Linked DNA regions of Homo sapiens: region 1 is linked to region 2. A link is a contact called in ENCODE Hi-C or POLR2A ChIA-PET data. All regions are on one chromosome and are shown on one strand. Each heading gives the region's core, a stretch centred on a gene start or an enhancer-like site at or near the end of the contact. The rest is flanking DNA. Distances are from core to core; before and after follow the strand shown.

Evidence for each region. Hi-C counts contacts between places; a loop is a spot of excess contacts on that map. ChIA-PET counts read pairs that join two places held with the same protein, here RNA polymerase II (POLR2A). Pooled maps may share reads with other maps.
Region 1: a loop to region 2 is called in a pooled map, with 2.0 times the contacts of the local background. The contact joins the promoter of USP3-AS1 here to the promoter of CA12 in region 2. A Hi-C loop is called at or near these places in 1 of 50 pooled maps. POLR2A ChIA-PET finds 5 or more read pairs at or near these places in 2 of 52 experiments (A673 and SK-N-SH).

Annotation. Positions count from the first base shown.
Region 1 is chr15:63,599,420-63,602,119 of GRCh38, reverse strand. It overlaps USP3-AS1 (USP3 antisense RNA 1), which reads left to right and starts at 1,293. Exons shown (of 3, transcript NR_034080.1): 1 at 1,293-1,531. It overlaps FBXL22 (F-box and leucine rich repeat protein 22), which reads right to left. Exons shown (of 2, transcript NM_001367807.1): 2 at 879-1,423. The coding sequence ends at 1,081. RefSeq lists silencers at 552-681, 1,102-1,391 and enhancers at 379-1,196, 1,459-2,176.
Region 2 is chr15:63,380,501-63,383,200 of GRCh38, reverse strand. CA12 (carbonic anhydrase 12) reads left to right here and starts at 1,355. Exons shown (of 11, transcript NM_001218.5): 1 at 1,355-1,565. The coding sequence starts at 1,481. RefSeq lists enhancers at 631-1,150, 1,151-1,671.

The DNA of each region.
Region 1 (2,700 bases), core at 44-2,543, 220 kb before region 2:
AAAGGGCTTTGTCGCAGCTGGCGCTGGGTGGAGCCGGAGTGTGAACAGCGCCCATCACAGTGCTCCTCGCCTCTTCCACCCACCCAGAATTCTCCCCAGTGACCCAGGACCAGGCGGCTGCCGGGGGGCCGAGAGCCTTCACTAAATGTGACACATCAGTGACTACAGCCCTGAAATTCAAATTGGAAGCCTAGGCTTGTGCTCATGTCCAGCAAATCCAACAGGTGAAAAATCTAGCTTGTCAGCTTATAATGGTTCCATTATCAAAAGCTTAGCCAGGGCTGCTGGTTTTGTTTTTGTTTAGTTTGAGGCTTTTTTTTTCTTCCAAATCATTTCTTTTTCCCTTATGAGAACAGTAGAAAATATGGGTAACTATGCAGTTTATGTAAGCATTCAACAATTGGGAGCGAATTTTCTACAATCGCGAGTGCGGTCACTGCGGGAACGCATCCGCCCCAGGAAAGGTGGGCGGGCAGACGCGCGTGCGGGCAAAACCGCAAGGAGGAGCGGCTCGGTGGCTCCTTCTGCCCGTGCGCCCCTGCTTCCCCTCCTCCTGCTTCACCGAGATCACCACCGGGGCTCCTGGAGGTGGCGGTCCCCAGGACACTCCGGGAGCCGGCGGGGTCTCGCTGGGTCGCTCCGCCCGGAGGCTCCCCAGACCCCTGCGCGCGGCAGCCCTGGCCCCCGTCACCCCCGAGCGCAAGTCGGCGAACTCCGAGTGGTCAGGTCCTCCCCACCGAGGTGATTTCGGTCCAACGGCGATCGGAGTCCCCGAGGACGGTGCAGGCGCCTCCCGCCTCCGTGGGGAGCGCACAGCAGAAAGCCTGGGGCGGAAGCAAGAGGGGAAAGGCGGTGGTGTTGAGTGAGAACCAGCCGAGTGTTTTCCAAATATCCATTTAATCTTGCGTTTATCCTATGTATAAAATCGTAACGTGAGGTAGGCTTTCTTATCCCCACTGTGCAGACGGGGAAAATGAGGCTCAGAATATGCGGTGGTGGTCTGAAGGTGGAAGAGCTGGGTTCGAAGCCAGGACGGTCTGGGGCTGCGCTCCTTCCCCGGGGGCAGCGGCGGGGCGGCGTCTAGCGCTGCAGCAGCTTGCCGAGGGCCGCGGCGGGCGCGCGCGGGCGCGGGGGCTGGTCGGGCAGCATGGCGGCGCTGTGCTCTGCCCGCAGGGCCAGGCGCGGGCACGCGGCGCGCAGGCGGCGCAGGCCGGCCGCGCTCACGTTGCGGCAGAAGTCCACGTGCAATGTCTGCAGCGCGCGCCCGTCCGCCGCCACGGCAGCCAACGTGCGGTTGGTGACGCGCGCGCAGTTCTCCAGGCGCAGTGCGCGCAGGCGTGGGCAGCAGCGCAGCAGGCGCGCCAGGCAGTCGTCGGTAACGTGGCCGCAGCCCGAGAGCGTGACGGACGCCAGGTTGGGGCACCTGTGAGGAGAGTGCGGTGACCCGGGGCTCACTGGCTTGTTAAAGCTACCCAACCGCCCCATGGGACCGAGTGGACTCATTTACCGAGGAGGACTCGGGCCCTGCGAGGTGAAGACACTTGGCTGCGATGACACTGCAGGGTTCCAAGTCGGCTTTCTGGCCGGCCCATTTTCCCTCCTCTTTCTGCCCCTGCACCCCACCGTACCTTCATCTGCGTGGGTTCTTGGCTCGTAGCCTTGGGAGCCCCTAGTGGGAAGCCCCGACCCCGGCCCAGCAGAGTCCTGGGGCGGCTGTGGACAGAGGGAATGCCGGTTCCAGGAGCCACAACCCTTGACTCTTTGTTTCGCTCTGGATGTGCTGCCTTGCAGGGGAGCGGTGCTTGGCGATTGCTCCAGTCTAGCTTCAAGCTGAGGCCCCTGAATGTCCCGGCGGGACGTGAGTGGGAAGAGGGATTTGTTTCCTTGGAGGTGGCCTAGTGACAGGCCCATCCCAACCCTCAAGGCGGTGGGGGCACGCGTTAGCATTGAGTCCGGGTTCAGCTTAGTAGACTAGAGCTGTTCCTGCATCCCCTGGGCCACCAGCCTGGAAAAGGGTAGGGTTCGGAGGCAGCTAGAGGCAAGCCCTGAGCAGGTACAGTCACGGACACCCACCCAGGTCGCTTGGCCAGAAAGCTTGGGGGACCCTCTGCTGCAGCCTCACCAGCCCCTCCCAGCAAAGAAAAGATCTTGAGCCAAGTTAGACTTGGTTTATCGCCGTGTCAGTCACTCACGGAGCCTTCATTTCCTCTGCGTGGGGGGAATAATGTCTACCACTGGGGTTGTGAGGAGCCTGCAACGGGGCCTTCCACAGGCAGTCCTAACCCGCTTTCCCTGGAAACAAACGGGACCAGCCTGCTTCCAGTCCAGAAGGACCGACTAATGGGCCGGGGCCTTGGCTCCCCGCAGCCAGAGGGAGCTAGAGTCTGGGCTGGGGAAGCGTTTCCCTTTCCCTGCCAGCCTCCCCCGCAGCTCCGTGACTGCCCCTGGCTGTGCCAGCTCGGCTCCTTTGTGCCAGGGGAGGGAAGTAAGGAACTTAAATATGTTGGGTGCAGCCAGGTGTCACACCGAGCCCGGGCCTCCTTCAGGTTTGTGTGCCCTCATTAGTCACCCCGTCAACCTCTGCACCCCCAGTTTTGTACATGAAGAAACTGGCTCCGGCAGCTCAGGTGACTGGCTGGTGACTTATTTGCTGTCAGACCCAGGACAGATGTCTGAACCTTGCTGGGCGTCACTTCCTCA
Region 2 (2,700 bases), core at 106-2,605:
CAGCTGACACCACTCAGACCGTGTGTGATCTGGCTCAACCAGTTCTGCGATCCCACCCAGGAACAGAAGACTGCAAGAAAACGTTACTTCAACCCCCCTGTGATCCCATCTGCAACCTGACCAATCAGCACTCCCCAAGTCCCAAGCCCCTATCTGCCAAATTATCTTTAAAAACTCCCAGAGGCAGGGTGCAGTGGTTCAACGCCTGTAATCCCAGCACTTTAGGTGGATCACGAGATCAAGAGATCAAGACCAGCCTGGCCAACATGGTGAAACCCCGTCTCTACTAAAAATACAAAAATTAGCTGGGTGTGGCGGCGCGTGCCTGTAATCCCAGCTACCCAGGAGGCTGAGGCAGGAGAATCGCTTGAACCCGTGAGGCAGAGGTTGCAGTGAGCCAAGACCATGCCACTGCATTTCAGCCTGGGCGACAGAGGGAGACTCCGTCTGAACAAACAAACAAACAAACAACTCCCGGAATGCTTGGGGAGACTGATTTGAGTACTGGAATCCCAGTACTTTAGGAGGCCAAGGTAGGTGGATCATTTGAGGTCAGGAGTTCCAGACCAGCCTGGCCAACATGGTGAAACCCCGTCTCTACTAAAATTAGAAAAATTAGCCGGGTGTGGTGGTGGGCGCCTGTAATCCCAGCACTTTGGGAAGCCAAGGCAGGTGAATTATCTGAGGTCGGGAGTTTAAGGCCAGCCTTAAACTGGCGAAACCCCGCCTCTACTAAAAATACAAAAATTATCTGGGCATGGTGGCATGTGCCTGTAATCCCAGCTACTCGGGAGGCTGAGGCAGGAGAATCGCTTGAACCCGGGAGGCGGAGGTTGCAGTGAGCCGAGATCACGCTATTGCACTCCGGCCTGGGCAACAGAGCGAGACTCCGTCTCAAACAAACAAACAAAGGAACGAAAACCTCCGGTCTCCGGCACGGCAAGCTCTGCGTGAATTACTTTCTCCATTGCAACTCCCCTGTCTTGATAAATGGGCTCTGTCTAAGCAGCGGGCAAGGTGAACTCGTTGGGCTGTTACAGGACCAGTGACAGACCAAGGGCATGCCACTGAAGGAATCCCTAGACGCACCCTTCTGGATGTGAGACAGGCGGATCTCACCCACGCCTGCCAGCAGCTCCTCGGAGAACTGTGTTCCTGGGTCAGCCCTGGCCCAGAGGAGCGCCGGGGACCCGCAGAGTGCTGCTGAAGTCAAGGCTACAACTCACCTAGGATCTGGGGCGCCAGCCCTCCGGTGGGCAGGGCGTTCTCCTCCCCCACCCCCTCCCCGCACGATGACATCAAGTGTTTGGCGTTGAGTTGCTCCATAAAAGCTGCCCGGGGAAGCCAGGAGAGCGAAGGGCGGACGTACTCGCCACGGCACCCAGGCTGCGCGCACGCGGTCCCGGTGTGCAGCTGGAGAGCGAGCGGCCACCGGGAGCCCCCGGCACAGCCCGCGCCCGCCCCGCAGGAGCCCGCGAAGATGCCCCGGCGCAGCCTGCACGCGGCGGCCGTGCTCCTGCTGGTGATCTTAAAGGAACAGCCTTCCAGCCCGGCCCCAGTGAACGGTAAAGTTTCCGCCTGCTTCTTTCCTAACACTCCTGAGCGCTCAGCCGCCCCTGGGCTGAAGGCTCTTCAATGATAAAGTAAAATCATTGCTGCGGGGAGCAGGGAAGGTGTAGTACCAAATAGTAGATTCTCAAGAAAGGATGCTCCGTTTTCCTTTGCTGAGGTTGGGTCGGGAAGCACGTTGCTTTCTAGTGGCGCTTGGCGCAGATTTGGTGTTAAAATGTTTGCGTGTACTCCCGGGCACCGCCAGCTCTGAAGATGTGGCTTGGGAACTTGCTAACCAGGGAGGAGATGCAAAGCCAAGATTTAAAACAGCGTTCCCCTGATCCACGTTTAGAAAGTAGAGACATGACTGTGGCATTCTGATTGGGGTAAGCACAGAGAAAGGTTTGCTGTGCCCCTGTGCAGAACCCGCAGACAGTGGTAGGCGCTTTTCTTTGGAGGAGAGGATCTTTACCATTAAGTCTTACCTACAAGTCAAAGGGATGATGCATCCCATTCTTAATCATTGTTTTTCTCCAGGAGGGCTCTACTATGCTGAATGTACGTGTGTGTGCACGTACACACACACACGCACGCGCGCACGCACACAAACCACACACACACACACACACACACACACAGCATATTTCTGATTGTAATTAGAACACTAAATCCCAAAAGGCTGGAGGCTGAGGGACTGAATGGAGGCTCCGTGGAGTGACAGGAGGAGGTGGCAGAGGGGACCTGAACTGTGGGCTCACGCCGGGCCAGTGAGCTAACACGTGTACAGCCAAGGCTGGTTCATTAATCTTTTGGAATAAGAAAGTGATTTTGGACCGAAAGTGATTTTACTGGCTGAAACTAGATTCTTCCTGGCGAGGCAGTGGTGGTGGGAAATGTGTCCTGCTCAGCAGCATAAAAGCTCTGAGCCTCCTCTCTTGGAGGTCACAGTGCCCATGGGGAAGGGCAGGGGAGCCAGGCTGTGGATAACTCTTAATTAAATTCCAGTCAACTAGCTGGCATGATGTGCTTGATATTATCTCCCTCATCTGGTCAGGGAGAAACAGAAGCGATGTAACAGAAGTTGGGAGAAAGGAGCGATGTAAAAGTGAAAATCAAGTTTTAAAACCACAAACTTTACATGTTTCCTTT